Linked DNA regions of Homo sapiens: region 2 is linked to region 1. A link is an interaction called in ENCODE POLR2A ChIA-PET data of the cell type or tissue named here. Cell type or tissue: A673. All regions are shown on one strand.

Region 1 (8,000 bases):
CACCTGAGCCTGGAAAACCTTCCCTGCCTCCTGGCTGCACATCTTCCTGGCCGTCGAAGGACACGGAGAGAGATGCTTTTCTCTCTGTGAGATGCTTTTCTTGCTCACGCACGGAGTGTACTTTTGCCAAAAGTTCTCAAGGCCTTTTTGTCCCACTGTGGTTCACAGCCTGAACGCACTTTGCATTGCAATGCTTGGCTTTCCTGGAAAGCTCTCCATTTCTCTCCAGCGTGCATCTCATTGCCTTTTCAGTGCCAGCTTGGACTACAAGGGTTGCGGTCTGCTGGCCCTGGGAGGACTTTTCTGAATCCAGACCAGAGTATGTTGCTTTTTCTCTTTATGATTTTTAAAATAGTTAAATACAATTATTAATATATGTATATGGAAGGAAATTTTAAAATACAGGAAACAAAAATAACATCTATTACTGCCTTGCACTAACACTAGCATTTTATTATTGGATATGACTAGTTTAAAAAAAATGTGTGATTTGAAGCAGAAAATCAAATACCGCATGTTCCTACTTATAAGTGAGAGCTAAACAATAGGTATACACACCAACATAAAGACGGAAACAATAGACACTGTGGACTTCAAAAGTGGGGAGAGAGATGGAGGTGGGAGGGCAAGGGTTGAAAGGCTACATATAGGGTACTATGCTCACTATTTGGGTGAGGGGTTCAATAGAAGCCCAAACCTTAGCATCACTCAATATATCCATGTAACAAACCTGCACATTTACCCCAAATCTAAAATTTTAAAAATTAAGTTTTAAAAAGTCATTGCAATGAAAAATAAAATGTTCTATGTATTGATTATCAGAAAAAAAAACTCTGAATAGCATTACACCAGACTGAATATTTGCTTAACTGTAGACTCATTTTTAGCATTCCCTCCATTTAAACATTTTAAAAATTTGTAATAATTTTAGGTTTACAAAATGTTGTAAAGACAGTACAGAGAGTTCCCATTACCCTTTACTCAGCTTCTTGTAATGTTGACATCTTACAAAACCACGGCTACATTTGTGAAAATGGAGAAGTTAACACTGGTACAAGACTATTAACTAAACTACAGATTTTATTTGGGTTTCACCAGTTTGTCCATGAATGTCCTTTTCCAATCCTGGATCACATCCAGGACTCCACAGAGCATTCAGTCATCCAGTCTCCTCAGTCCCCTCCACTCTGTGAGTTTATCAGTCTTTTCTTATTCTTTGTGATCACTGCATTTTTACGGAGCACTGATCAGGTTTTCAGTAGGATATTCCTCAGTTGGGGTTTGTCTCATGTTTTCCTCATAATGGCACTTGTGTTAGGGATTTTGGGGGAGAACGTCACAGGGGTGCCCTTCTTACTGCAGTGTGCCAAGGGGTCTTTCTGTCCTTGTTAATGTGTATATTCATGTAATTTTAATTAACAAAAATTGAACATCTTTACATATCATTATGTGGCTTTTTATCACGGGGATGGAAAGTAACCCATCAATTATGACATTGCTCCCACCCAGAAAAAACCTCAGAAACCTTCCCAACACAGCCCTGCAGGCAACCCACTTGAGAAGGCTTGCACGTTGAAGCATTTTTCCAGTTCTCCTCTCTTACATCTTTTTTTTTTTGATGTTTGAGGCGGGTCTAACTCTGATGCCCAGGGTGGAGTGCAGTGGCAGGACCATCACTGCAGCCTCAGCTCCTCAACTCCTGGGCTCAAGTAATCCTCCTGACTCAGCCTTCCGAGTAGCTGGGACCAGAGGCGTAAGTCACCACACCCGGATATATTTTTTATTTATTACAGAGATAGGGTCCCAGTATGTTGCCTAGGCTGGTCTTGAACTTCTGGGTTCAAGCAGTCCTCCCACCCTGGCCTTCCAGAGAGTTAGGATTACAGGTGTGAGCCACCGCTCCTGACCCTCCTACATCATTTTTAAAGGCTGCAAAATAGTTTATTGAATGGTTGTGCCCTGACATGTTTTACTAATCCCCTATTTTGGTATTCACGGCTTCTTTTCCTTTCCTTTCCCTTTTCCATTTTTTAAAGGAAGAATTCCTAGTACTATTATTGTTAGATCGCAATAAATAGATATTTTTAAGTCTTTTGAGGTATATTTTCAAATTGGCCCCAGGAAGTTTTCATGGATTTATATCCCTATTAGCAATGAGAATGCTGTTTTTCTAAGATTTTGCCAAAACTATTACAGTGAACAACGGCAAATAGGAAATTTTGTCTTTCAACAGTTAATTATTTTTTATTTGTTTGGATTTGTACTTCTTCAATTAGTGCAGAAGCTGAACCTTCTTTTTTTGGCTTATTGGCTATTTATACATTCAGTGCTTTTAAAGCCTATGTATGCCCTTTGTCCATTGGGAGATGTCAGCAATTTTCTCACTGATTTGTAAAAGCCCTTTATAAATCAAAACCATATAGCATATTTGTTACAAATTTTTCCAATCTAAAGTTTGTCCTAAAATTTTGTTAATAGTGTTTTTAGTATTGCAAAGTTTTAAAGTTTTATGTAGTGAGGAGTTAAAATGTTTCCCAAAATAACTAACCAATCATCCCAGCCTCATTTTTTAAACAATATTCTCTTTCTTCACTGAATTAAATGCCACATGTCAGACACTTAGTTCTTCTTTTACTTGGGTTTTTTCCCCCAGTGGTATCTACTTTGTTCCACAGAGTTAAGCATCAAATTCCCTCTTCTATCTTCCTGCATCTTTAGCATGGCTTCATGACACTGTTTAATATTATGTAGAATAAGACCCTTCCATTACTCTAGTTTTTAAAAACTTTCTAGCTATTCAGATTATGATTTTACTTTCTGATGAATTTCAGAGTTATTTAGACAAGTTTTTAAAATCTCACAGGAGTATTAAATGTACGATATATTAATCAGGGGGAAATTGGCTAGCCTAACCATATTCAATTTATCCATTCAGTTACATGGTCTTTCAGTTTATTCACATCTTCTAGGTCCTTTTGAGAATCACTTTGCTTTTTTTCTGCATTTTCTATGTCTCAAATTCACTAGTCAAGTTTTAACTGCCGAATTGAAGCAATAATGTGAGGAAGGAAATGCTCCTGCAAAATAGTCTTTTAACTACATCAATGTGAGCCCCAGATAAGGAGAGAAATGACCCAATGCTCTTGTCAAAGGAAAGGCCATTTGCATCAACAAAAACCATTTAAAAGGGCATTGTGACCAAGTGCGGTGAGCAGGCTTCTGGGAGCCAGACAGGCTAGGGCTCAGTTCCCAGGACCCCCGTTCACTGGAACTGGGATTAACTCCTGTGGGCCTCGGCACCACCACTGTGAAATGAAGGTGGCCACTACAGAATTGAGAGCAGAGCTCATGTGTGTGAAGTATCCAGGATAGCACCTGACATACTTAAGTGCTCAATAAGTCGTTAAATATATGTACATTTCAAATACTGAAAAAGATTAATAAAAATTGATCATACACTAAGCCACAAAGAAATTCTTAATTAATTTCAAAGAAATTATTTTGGCAACATTCTCTGACCACAATGACAGAATACTAGAAGTTAATGATAAAAGTTTGAACAAACAAAAAATCCAAGTGCTTAGAAGTCTTAGAGAAAACAATACATTGCCTACATTTTTTTTATAACACATATACCATATCATTCACCCATTTAAAGTGAATCATTTAATGGCTTTTAGAATATTCACGGAGGTGGGCAACCATCACCACAATCAGTTTTAGAGCATTTTCATCATCCCAGATGAAACGTGGTACCTGGCAGCAGTCAGTCCCTTCCCCATCCACACCCACCTCCGGTCCTAGGCAACCATAGACGTACTTTCTGTCTCTATGAATTTGACTGTTCTGGACATTTCATACAAATGCAATCAGAATTTATGATGCTTAGTGTCTGGCTTCTTTCACTTAGCATGTTTTCAAGCTTTGTCAATGTTGTAGCATATATCAGTCTTTCAGTCATTCGGATTGCTGAATTAAGATTCCATTGTTTGGATATGTCACAATGTATTACCCATTCATGAAACGATGGACATTTGGGTTTTTTCCACTTTTGGGTTTTTTTGAATAACGTGCTATGAACATTTGTGGACAAGCTTTTTTGTGGACATATGTTTCAGTCCGGTTAAATTGTAACTCTAGCTGGGTGAGGTGGCTCACACCTGTAATCCCAGCGCTTTGGGAGGCTGAGGCAGGTAGATTGTTTGAGCTCAGGGGTTCCAGACCAGCCTGCGCAATAAAGTGAGACTCTGTCTCTCAAAAAAATACAAAAATTAGCTGGACGTGGTGGCACCTATAGTCCTAGCTACTCTAGAAATAGCTACTCTAGAAAATATTTGCAAATTACATATCCGATAAGGTGTATCTGATAAAGCTTTTTCTTTCCATTGCAAGGGTAATGGTGAGGTGGGAGGTTGAGGTGGGAAGATTGCTTGAGTGTGGGAGGCAGAGGTTGCAGTGAGCTGAGATCCTGCCACTGCGCTCCAGCCTAGGTGACAGCCAGGCCCTGTGCCAAAAAAAAAAAAAATTGTTTAACTCTATGCTTAACCTTTTCCATTAGCAGTTTCTACCAGCAAAATAAATCTTTTCCACCACCACCAAATATTTTTCCGCATCTTTGTCAACACTTGTTCTTGCTGTCTTTTTAAATTTTAGCCACTCTGTTAGGTGTGATGTGGTATCTCATTGTGGTTTTGATTTTCATGTCCCTGATGGCAAATGGTGTTGAGCATAGTTTCATGTGCTTATTGGCCATATGTTTACCTACCTTGGGGAAATGTCGATTCAGACCCTTTGCTAACGGTTTTAATTGGGTCATTTTTTAAAAAAAATTATTAAGTTGTAAGCGTTTATCAGATATGCCTTATCAGAAATGTAATTTGCAAATATTTTCTCCCATCTTATGGGTTGTCTCTTTACTTTCTTATGGTGTCCTGTGAAGGACACATACACATGTGCTCGCTCTCTCTCTCAAAACTTTTGGACCAAAGAGGGAAGTAAAACTGTGATTTATTAAGCAGCCCCTTGAAGGGTAACAGCACATTTTTGACCACTTTGTATGTTGGTGCCAGCCTGGGGTGCCCCAGGTAGGTGCTCCCTTGGGGTGTCTGCTTCAAGGATGCTGTGAAGGTAGGGCTTCTCCAGCTGGGAAACCATGGAATAGTTGGCAGCTGCTTTGTACGTCTTGAGAGACAAAAGAGAGAAAGCTCAAAATCAAGAGCAGACACTGGATTTGCACTGAAAAGAAATATATCATTTCCTTGAAGAGAGAAATACAAGATGTGAAAAATGGAAGCAAGGAAAGAAGAGATATAAGGAAAGAGAGATTAGAACACCAACTGCTGTAGATCATTTCATGTCCCAATTATCCCCAAGTTCTTCCACCTTCTGGGATCACCAGCTGTTTTAACACCCAAAATAACTCTCACTCTTTTCCCACATAAATGTGTTAAGTCCAGGGCTGTCCCTACTCTGTCTGAGGAGTTCTGGGGCAGAAGGCAAATTGGGGACTCTCTTGCCGAAACCTGTCCCCAGCCCCTCCGTGACCATCTTTGGGCACATTCTTGCCCCCTCTCCATGTTTCTGTGGCCCCTGGCTTGCTCCAGAACATTCCTCCAGCCCTCCCTCGAGTGTGCTTTCCAGGCAGGCACACCACAGGCATTACTGAAGGTTTGGAGGTGTTGGAGGGGGGTTCAGGAACTTGAGTATTTGACATCGCGTCCTTGAGCTCACCTCCCATCTACAGCACGGAGGGTCTCCGGCCACTTCTCCTTCGACCCAGGCCAGCTGCCTCGGTGCTGCCCCCTCTTCCTCCCAAGACCTTTATTCCCTGCCCACCGAAACCCCAGCTTCCCCAGTCCCCAGGCCACCTACTCACCCTCTCTGCAGCATAGCTCCTCAGAAAATGGACGTTGTCTTCCTTTGCCCCAGCCACCTCATTCAAACTGTGTCCTGGGCCTCAACTTCCACAACTGAAAAGGCAGCTAATATCTTTTTATCAAGCAAAGACCTATCCGGAAGTTGCCATCTTTGGCAACACACACACACACACACACACACACACACCCCGGCCAAACCTTCAAAGTTACTACTTCTTTAACTGTTTAAAGTGATGTCGAAGATAGTTTTGGTCAGAGCCTCAGGCCAGAGCACCTGGGCTTTCTCCTCTGAACAAGTTTCTGTCAGTAAAAGTGAAAGAAGAAAGTGTCTGAAATCCCAGCTACTCCGGAGGCTGAGGCAGAAGAATCGCTTGAATCCGGGAGGCGAATGTTGCAATGAGCCGAGATCGTGCCACTGCACTCCAGCCTGGGCGACAGAGCAAGACTCTGTCTCAAAAAAGGAAACAAACAAAAAAAAGAAAGTGAATTGGCCACCTTTTCAGAGCAACCCCGTGGGCCAGGGCTTTTTCCTTCCATCGCAAGGGAAATGGTGAACTTGGCGGGTGGGGTTGGAGGCAGTGGTCCAGATATGTGATGAATGCCTCGAAAAGAAGTGAACATTGCCTCATTTCTTCCTTCTGGAGTGCTGTCCGTAAGAGTTTCCGAGGCCATTGGTAGCTGCAGAACCCCTTTTGAAATAAAATCTTATACAAGCCCCAGTATACAAAGGCAGGTAAAAAGGGAGCTAGATTGGTTTGGGGGACTTTGAGAAATCTTAGCTGATGGATTTTACAATGTTGTTAAAATGCCCAGTGAAGAGAGAAAGGCATGTGAATTCATCTTCCAAAGCCCATGGTGAAATGTGAGACAAAATATCCACTCTAAAAAATTAGCAATCAGGCTGGGTGCAGCATTTCTGTTGGAAGACATTTCTGGAGGCCAAGGTGGGGTGATCACTTGAAGTCAGGAGTTCAAGCCCAGCCCAGCCAACATGGTGAAACCCTGTCTCTACTACAAATACAAAAATTAGCTGAGCACAGTGGTGCATGCCTGTAGTCCCAGCTACTCAGGAGGCTGAGGCAGGAGAATGGCTTGGACCCATGAGGTGGAGGTTGCAGTGAGTGGAGATTGTGCCACTGCACTCCAGCCGGGGTGACAGAGCAAGACGTCTCAAAAAAAAAAAAAAAATTAGCAGTCAGATGGCACTGACTTCTTTTATTGATTTTCCAGAATGCTCTCTTCAAAGCCTACACGTTTTCATCTTTGGGTTCAGTTTTCTTGAGGGCAAAACTAGTGCCTAATTAAGTCTTATTTTTGTGTCTGATTATCTTTAACACCCTTGAAAAGTGTTTGCCAGTTTTCTAGAAAAAAATTGATGACTTGCTCCTCCGCTGGTTCTGCTGACTTGCTGTTTTGGAAGAGATGTTTTTCTTGTTTTTCTTTTCATTGGTGTCAAGGGAGATGGAAACAGTGAGGGCTTTAACCTCTTCTCCTCTTTGCCAGGCTAGGAAGACCCAGTTGAGACAGCGGACACTAGAGCAGCCTGGAAGGGAACACCTGCCTACGAAGCCCCTAGGAGCATGAGGTGTTTCCTCCCACAGCTTCCTGTCCTGCCCAGGGCTAAGAGGACAAGACTGGCAGAAGGACAACCAGCAATGCTGAGGGACTGTGGCTCAAGGCACTGATGTCATTGCCTTGGGTTGCAGGTAAGTGAAACCTACCTCAAATGAGCTTCAGCCACAATGGACCTTTATTGGAAAGCCGTCTTAGAGAGACCCAGGGATACAGGCCTGATTGCCCCCTGTCTCATTTCTCTGTTCTTCTCATTCTCCCACTCTACAGACAGACTCACTGCTTTGTCCTACGTGAGGACAAACCCAGCTGCTTCATAGCCTCTGGGTTTATGTATCTGCTCAAGCTAACCAGCCCAATCTGAGACCAATGCATTAGTCACAATTCCAAGCTCCAAGGAGAATGAATCTGATTGCCTTCATCAGGTTACCTACTGTGGGGAGGTCATTGTCATGTAATAGAAAGGCAGCTCCCAGGAGATTATTGAGGGCTGAAAATATACCCCTAAAGGTATCTATTATCAGATTGAGCATGTCCCTCCAAAATTCTGTG
Region 2 (8,000 bases), 150 kb after region 1:
CTGGGCGACAGAGCAAGACTCTGTCTCAAAAAAAAAAAAAGGTTGGGGGAGGGGGGACAGTTGTTTCCTAGCCTTTCTAGATCTAGAAGTATGAAGAGACAGATTTAACTGGGGGTAAAGGACCCTGTCCTCTTGGGGGTACTGCCCTGCAAGCGCTTTAGGAAGTCATCTGATTCAATTTGAAGATTTCCTTCTCCTCATCCCAGGATTCTGGATATTGCTTATAAATTGTATAGTATGTGACCTTTTGTGCCTGACTTTTTTACTTAGCATGATGTTTTCGAGGTTTATCCGTGGTGAAGTGTGTATCAGTATTTCTTTTTCTTCTTAATAGTTGAATAATTTTCCACTATATAGATGTACCACATTTTCTTTATCCATTCATCAGGTGATGGACGTTTGGGTTGTTTCCACTTTTTGGCTATTATGTGAATAATGCTGCTAAGAACATTCATGTACAAGTTTTTATGTAGACATATATTTTCATTTCTTTGGGGTATATACCTAGGAGTGGAGTTGCTGGAGTAATTTTTTGTTTATTTTATGTTAATTTAAGTTTAACTTTTTGAGGGACTGCCAGATTGTTTTCCAGGGTGGCTGCACCATTTTACATTTCCACCAGCAATGTATGAGGGGCTATTTCTCTACATCCTCATCAACAGTTGTTATTGTCTGTCTTTTTGATGAAAGCCATGCTAGTGGGTGTGAAGTGGTATCTTGTTGGGGATTTAAATTGCATGTCCCTAATAACTAATGACGTTTAGCATCTTGTCATATGTTTATTGGTTATTTGTATATCTTCTTTGGAAAAATGTCTATTCAGATCTGTGTGGGTCATTTTCAAACTTGTTTCTAAGCTGAAAAAATACAAGGTATCTTTGTGTTGATTTCCTTTCACTCCCTCTTCCCCTCTTCCTCGCCCCTTAGTCATGGAGTCATTGTACCAGGACATAACCTGGAATAACTGTTTTGTAATAGGAAAAAGTACCCAACATCCTACAGAAACAAACCCCGCATCTGGGAAGGAGCCTGGAGAACTTCATTTGGGATGCTTCATGAGTCTGGCTGGAATGTTCTGTCTGAACTGGGCTTAAACAATGTCCTGGAGAAGTATTTGGTGTCCTCTGGTTTTCACACTGAAGTTATGCATTTTTGATGGAAGTTTAGCACTTTTTTTATCAAAAGCCAAAATATAATGGATAGTATGCCAGGTGAGCTTTAGAAATTTCATCAAAATAACTCCAATGAGAGGTGAGCTCTGGCAGTTTCATCACAATATCTGCAAATCACAGGCCCTTGGGCCAGGAAATAACCTTGAAGGAACACCTTCCATAGATTGCTGCCGGCATCCACAAATGACATTTTCTATGTACGTTCAAAATTATGTATTTTGGCCGGGTGCGGTGGCTCGCGCCTGTAATCCCAGCACTTTGCGAGGCCGAGGCAGACCTGAAGATCACCTGAGGTCAGGAGTTCGAGACCAGCCTGGCCAACATGATGAAACTCTGTCTCTACTAAAAATACAAAAATTAGCTGGGCATGGTGGCGCATGTCTGTAATCCCAGCTACTCAGGAGGCTGAGGCAGGAGAATCGCTTGAACCCGGGAGGCAGAGGTTGCAGTGAGCTGAGGTCGTGCCACTGCACTCCAGCCTGGGTGACAGAGTAAGACTCTGTCTCAAAAAAAAAAAGTATATATTTTGTATATATAAAATGTTTATTTCCTGTTCTTTTAACTCCTGCTGTGGAGAGTTAAGTCATTATGCTCTTCTCTTCATGGAACCCTGTATCAGTCATTGCAGGGACCTGCTTCTCTTTGGTTTCATGTTAAAAGTGTCTTTTTTTTTTTTTTTTCAGAGCTCCCCTCAAGAAAGATTAAATTATCTTTTTTTCTTCTTCCCCCTCCCATAGATTCCAAGTGCAAAGTATTACATATATGCCCTTAGACATCGCCTTTAAAAATATGTCTAATCTATAAAAATGCTGTGTTCTTAAGATTTCCAGCTAGTTTTGGCTTCTGAATGTTGCTTGGTCATTCACCATAGATTACCTGTTCATCCCCCCGACCACAATGGAGATCCAGTCCAATGTTTAAGTGTCCTTATTACCATATCATTTCTGTCTCCTTCCATCTTATCTTCTCACTCGGAGTAGAATAGTTTTAGTTCATTTTACTTTTTTCCATGCTTCTTTTGTTTTGTTTTGTTTTGAGGCAAGATCTCACTCTGTCACCCAGGCTGTGGAGTACAGTGGCCTGATCACAGCTCACAGCAGCCTCAAACTCCGAGGCTCAAGCAATCCTCCTGCCTCAGCCTCCCAAGTAGCTGAAACTACAGGTGTGCACCACCACACCTGGCTAATTATTATTTTTTTATGTAGAGAGGGAGCCTCATTATGCGGCCAAGGCCGGTCTTGAACTCCTGGGCTCAGATAATCCTCCCACCTTGGCCTCCCAAAGTGCTGAGATTACAGGCATGAGCCACCATGCCCAGCCCCATGCTTCATGTTTTTCAGGTATAAATCAATTTTGGCTGTACGCTAAACCTCAGATTTTCAAGGTATACTCTGTGTGAATAGATACACAAAAGAGTGGACCCAGCAGAAAAGCCAAAACTCATGTTGCTGGCTTAAAACAAACCAAAAAACATATATGGTGACTCTAAATTGTAAGTGTTTAAAATTAATTTCACTTGTACAAAACAACTCCAGCAGTAAGTCAGACTTTATCAGGCTTTGAGATCAAAGCCCTTGGAATTATCTTTCATAGTTCAGACATCATTGATTGAATCTTGTTTTACTAAATCTTTCTCGCTTCTCACATCTCCATGGATTTGTATGTGTCTGACCACAGACATATGTCTGTACGTGTCTCCACCCACAGAGTGTCTGAGTGTGTGTGAATTATAAATATACCCATCTTTCAAAATAGATCTTTATCTTTGGTGTTAATTGTGTCTTTGCTTCTTCCACTTTCACAGTGAGTAAGTATAGTTGGGAAGTGTACCTATATATACAGTTGGCCATATACTGCCTCTCACTCATTAATTGTAAGCTCTTCTCTGTAGTTAGTTTCAGCCAAGCTTGTTGGTAGCTGGCATCTGATTCAGTTTCAAAGCAACCTGCCTGATGGCTGCTAACATCAGAGTCAGGTGCCATGACCTTGGTGTTTTACATAGTTCAAGACCAAACTGTGAAGTTCATTTTTGATGTCCAGGAGGGGACTTCACTTTTTATATGAAATATTTAAAACATAAAAAAATGCTTATAGATGTTTATGTTAAATATTTATACATACAATATAAATAATACTTGGGCCCTTTTTCTCTGTCTTGTCAGTGTATTTCACTTTCTTGGGGACTCAGGGCTCTTCTGTCTTACTGTGGTGTTATGATATACACTGGTTTTTGTCCACGATTCCTAGCTCATAACTGCCATATCCCTAGTTACAGTCTTTTGTTATAATGTTGGGCGTGTTAAGCCTCAGGAAAGTAGAATCTCTCTTCTGCCTTTCTTTCACCTGCCTCAAGGTAGGACTCTAATCTTCCCCTCCTTTTTGATTGTGGGTCTTTTCCTAAGACCCTCCCCTGAGAGGGGCCTGTCTCATACCCTGAGAGAAGGAATGCTTTCATAGAAACCCAAGAGGACTGGGTTCGAGAACTTCCAGATGGCTGAACATGTGGAGGTTCCTAGAGGGCAGAGACCCAGGGAGGGCATGGAAGCTCTGTGCCCCTTCTGCCGTACCTTGCCCTATGCATCCCTTCATCTGTATCCTTTCCAGTATCCTTTATAACAAGCTTGTCCAACCCATGGCCTGCAGGCTGCATGCAGCCCAGGATGGCTTTGAACACATCCCAACACAAATTTATAAACTTTCTTAAAATATTATGAGTTTTTTTTTTTTTTTTTTTTTTTTAGCTCATCAGCTATCATTAGTGTTAGTGTATTTTATGTGAGGCCAAGACAATTCTTCTTCCATTGTGGCCCAGGGAAGCCAAAAGATTGTACACCTCTGCTTTATAATAAGCCAATAAACCTTAAGTCAGTGTTTCTGTGAGTTGCTTCAGCAAATTAACCAAACCCAAAAAAAAGGATCATGGAAACCTCAACTTGAAGCCAGTTGGTCAGAAGTTCTGGAGGCTCAGACTTACGACTAGTGTCTGAAGGCTGGGGGGTGGGGAGGGCAGGGGGATTGGGGGCAGTCTTGGAGACTGAGCCCCAAGTGGGTGGGGTCTGGTACTACCTCCAGGTAGATAGTATAGAAACAGAATTGGAGGACACCCAGCTAGTGTCTGATGCTTGGTTTGTGTGGAAAAAACACTACACATTCAGTTACTGACATGGTTTAGCTCTGTGTCCCCACCCAAATCTCTTCTTGAACTGTAATCTCCACATGTCAAGGGAGGGACCTGGTGGGAGGGGTTTGAATCATAGGGACGGTTTCCCCCATGCTGTTCTCATGATAGTGAGTGAGTTCTGATGAGATCTGATGGTTTAAAAGTGTTTGGCTCCCAGCACTTTGGGAGGCCAAGGGGGGCGGATCACGAGGTCAGGAGATTGAGACCATCGTGGCCAACATGGTGAAAGCCCGTTTATACTTAAAAAAAAAAAAAAAAAAAAAAACTTAGCTGGGTGTGGTAATGTGCACCTATAATCCCAGCTACTCGGGAGGCTGAGGCAGGAGAATCACTTGAACCCAGGAGGTGGAGGTTGCAGTGAGCTGAGATTGCACCACTGTACTTCAGCCTGGCGACAGAGTGAGACTCCGTCTTAAAAAAAAAAAAAAGTGTTTGGCAGTTCCCCACCCCCAGCTTCTCTTCTGCTGCCATGTAAGACCTGCCTTCCTCCCCTTCCACCATGATTGTAAGTTTCCTGAGGCCTCCCCAGCCATGCAGAACTGTGAGTCAATTAAACCTCTTTTGTTTATAAATTACCCAGTCTCAGGTATATCTTTATAGCAGTGTGAAAATCAACCAATACAGTCACAGAACTCTTCTGTGTTGATTGTTGTGGTATGAGGGTAGAGGAAGAACATGGCTTGAGAGAGTTTTTTCTGTGTGTACCCACTGTCATCCTTTTAGATCCCTTTCTGTGCTTGGAAAATGTCCTTCCTTATGACACATGGTGGGCAGCAGAGTCCACCACCCAGTGGGAAAAATACAAATGCAGAGATTCACTTTCCAGCATCCTTTGCAGCTAGGGTCTGGGCCCTACAGGTCCGTGTAATCATCCTGATCTCTGATGGAGAGCCAGTGGCACCAAAAGCTGAGGGACTATGAAGAGCTCAGTCTGGCTGTGGGAATAGTTTATACAGGGCTGAGTCCTTGGGATGGCAGAGACTGTGTGGCTGGTGGCAGTAAGTGGTGGCCAGGGCTGGTGCTGTTGGCTGCACAGGCTGTGGCACTGGGGGCTTGGGATTGCTGCAGTCGGGTCCTTACCCGACCAGTTCTGGGGCATGTTTGCGTCTTGTTCCCGATTACCCACGCTTACCTCCTTAATATCCTTTTAGCAAAGTACTTCTCTGCTTAAATCAAGCATTGTTGATTTCTGTTTCTTGCAATTAAGAATCTTAATTGATACACCCTGATACACAGATTCTGGATCAGTGGTTTTAAAATTCTTTTCAGGCAAGGAAGCCTTTCATTAAATGAAATCTTATGAGGAAGCGTAACACATGATGCTGGTAAAAGAGGTGCTGCTCTGCATTAGGGCCCTGGAGGGAATGCTAGTGCATAAAGCATAGCTGTAATCCATTGCCCTGGACATTCTGTGATCCTGGATCAATTACTGCCTCCCTACCCATGTTACACAGGCCCTGGTCTCCGCCAGGCAGCTGCTGGATGAGGAGGGGTTGATGTTTGCTGCTAGTTCTAAATCAGTGTGTATTTCCAGAGCCCTTCATATGCTGTTTGTCTCCTCCAAGACACCGGCCTTCTCTGCCTTCTGATCGCTTTCACTGGGTGAATGGTGACATACCCTCCTGTGTGCAGGCCCTGTACAAGTGTGGATACCTGGATCAAAGAGATTACATGCCTCTTAGAATCCTCTTCAAAATACCAGTCCATTTCTAAGATTAAAAAACTTAGCAGTCAACTAATCAGTAAGGGCTGATATTTGCCCTGTTAAAAGAAAGACCTTAGCCAAATTAAATTTAATAGAGTTTAATTGAGTGAGGAACGATGCCCAAATTGGGCAGCCTCCCAAGCCAGAGTAGGCTCAGAGAGACTCCAGCACAGTCATGCAGTGGAAGACGATTTATGGACAGAAGGAGGAAAGTGACGTACAGAAAACATTAGTGAGGTACAGAAAGAGCTGGATTGGTTACAAGGTTTGCCTTATTTGACCATGGTTTAAACCGTTGATCCCCTTTGACTGGCAAAAACTCAGTGATTGGCACAAGACTAGGTTACAGTCTATTGACACCTCCACATAGGTTATAGTTCACTGTGCACAGAGAAACCTTTAGGCTGAACTTAAAATATGTAAGGAGGCAGCTTTACACTAAACTTGATTTAACAGCCCTCACAGATAAAGTAGGATGTGCTTTGCAGCAGGTCTGCCATGGCGTGATCATAGCTCACTGCGGCCTCGAACTCCTGGGCTTAAGTGATCCTCCCACCTCAGCCTCCCGAGCAGCTGGGACCACAGGTGCGTGCCACCACGCCTGACTAATTTTTAAATTTTTTTGTAGAGATGAGGTCTCACCATGTTGCCCTGGCTGGTCTCAAACTCCTGGGTTCAAGCGATCCTCCCACCTTGGCCCCCAAAAGTGTTGGGATTACAGGGGTGAACCATTGTGCCTGACCCTGACTTTTTTTTTTTTAATTTGAGATTATTAGAGTCACATTTAGTTGACATTTTGGGCCAGATGACTGTTGTAGGGGCTGGCCTGTGTTTTGTAGGACGTTTAGTGAATCTCTGGTTCTATTCCCTAGATGACATGAGAACCCCACCTCCCTTCCTGGGTGTGACAGCTCAGTGTCTTCAGACACTGCCAGATGAACATGCTCTTAGGAGCAGAATCATTCCCAGTTGAGAGCCGCTGCTCCAGAGCCATTTTAAAGGTACAAGGAGCGGTGCCACCACTGTGGGGACCGCAGCTGGACCTGACAAATTTTCCTTGGCTATAGTAGAAGCCTCAGACCCTGCAGCCTTGGCTGAACGGGGAGGAGGTGAAGCCAGAGGGGCTGAGCAGGTCACTGCCGGGTCCCTGTGAGGTGATGACTCTGTGTGGCCTCTCTGGGAGAGCTGAGAGGCTGCAGGCTGTGGCGTGGGCCCTTTCAGCCCTGAGTGAGCCGTGTGAGTAGAAGGCAGGTCTGAGGAGGGGAGGCCCAGGGAACCCTCGCCCTCCCCTGCCTCTCGCTGGGACTTCCTGAGTAAAGGAGGAACTTGGGAGCCACAAGCAGATCCACTGCCCTGGTGATGCAGTGGGGGAAAGGGTGGGGCCTGGCCTCTCAGGGCAGAACCTCTGAGAAAGGCCCCTGGGAAGGAAGATTCCTGAAGAGGATAAAGCCAGGCCTGCTGGTGGTGGCTGGGGCGAGGATGCTCAGTGCGTTTGGAAGACAGCAAATCACTCCAGGAGTGGCCTGAAGACAACCCTCTCCCTCACAGTCTGCCGAAGAGCAGAAGTTTGGAAGAAGCAAAGAAGAGGCAGGGTTTCCTACCCCTGAGCCTCATTTTAGGGTAGGAAAATCAGGTCTCATGGGAGCCTCGTGAATTCCGCAAGTTCTCCCATGTAACGGATGTCGGAATAAAGTTATTTCGGTTCAGATGCTATGTCGTAGCGCTATGATAGCTGTGAACATGCAGGTAAAGTATTCTCAGGGTTGGTGATACTCAAGCACTGCTGTTTGTACTTCTGTAGAGGAGTTTATAATTTTTTCTTAGTAATGACTCCATAAAACAAAAATGAAAGTTTCACTGGAATAAAGTGTTCTTTTTGTGTACAGAGAAACATCTATAATTAAAAAGATAGTATATTGACTTCAGATCATGCTAACTTGAT

What was found. Peaks named below come from ENCODE experiments on the same cell type or tissue, not always from the same donor. Only the 100,000 strongest peaks of a DNase experiment are listed, where the experiment ranks them.
Region 2: POLR2A ChIA-PET joins it to region 1 with 16 read pairs; 3 of 35 experiments call an interaction of 5 or more read pairs at or near these places.

What each region holds. Positions count from the first base shown.
Region 1 is chr7:36,022,232-36,030,231 of GRCh38, forward strand. It overlaps LOC105375233 (a long non-coding RNA gene), which reads left to right. Exons shown (of 4, transcript NR_187894.1): 2 at 7,380-7,582. It overlaps LOC124901616 (a long non-coding RNA gene), which reads right to left and starts at 6,254. Exons shown (of 2, transcript XR_007060288.1): 1 at 5,876-6,254; 2 at 4,991-5,181. In A673, no CTCF peak of the experiment used is centred here; no DNase peak of the experiment used is centred here; H3K27me3 peaks cover 444 bases.
Region 2 is chr7:36,168,731-36,176,730 of GRCh38, forward strand. All of the region lies in intron 2 of EEPD1 (endonuclease/exonuclease/phosphatase family domain containing 1), which reads left to right. Among named protein-coding and RNA genes, the nearest start is that of EEPD1, 19 kb to the left of the region's middle. In A673, no CTCF peak of the experiment used is centred here; no DNase peak of the experiment used is centred here.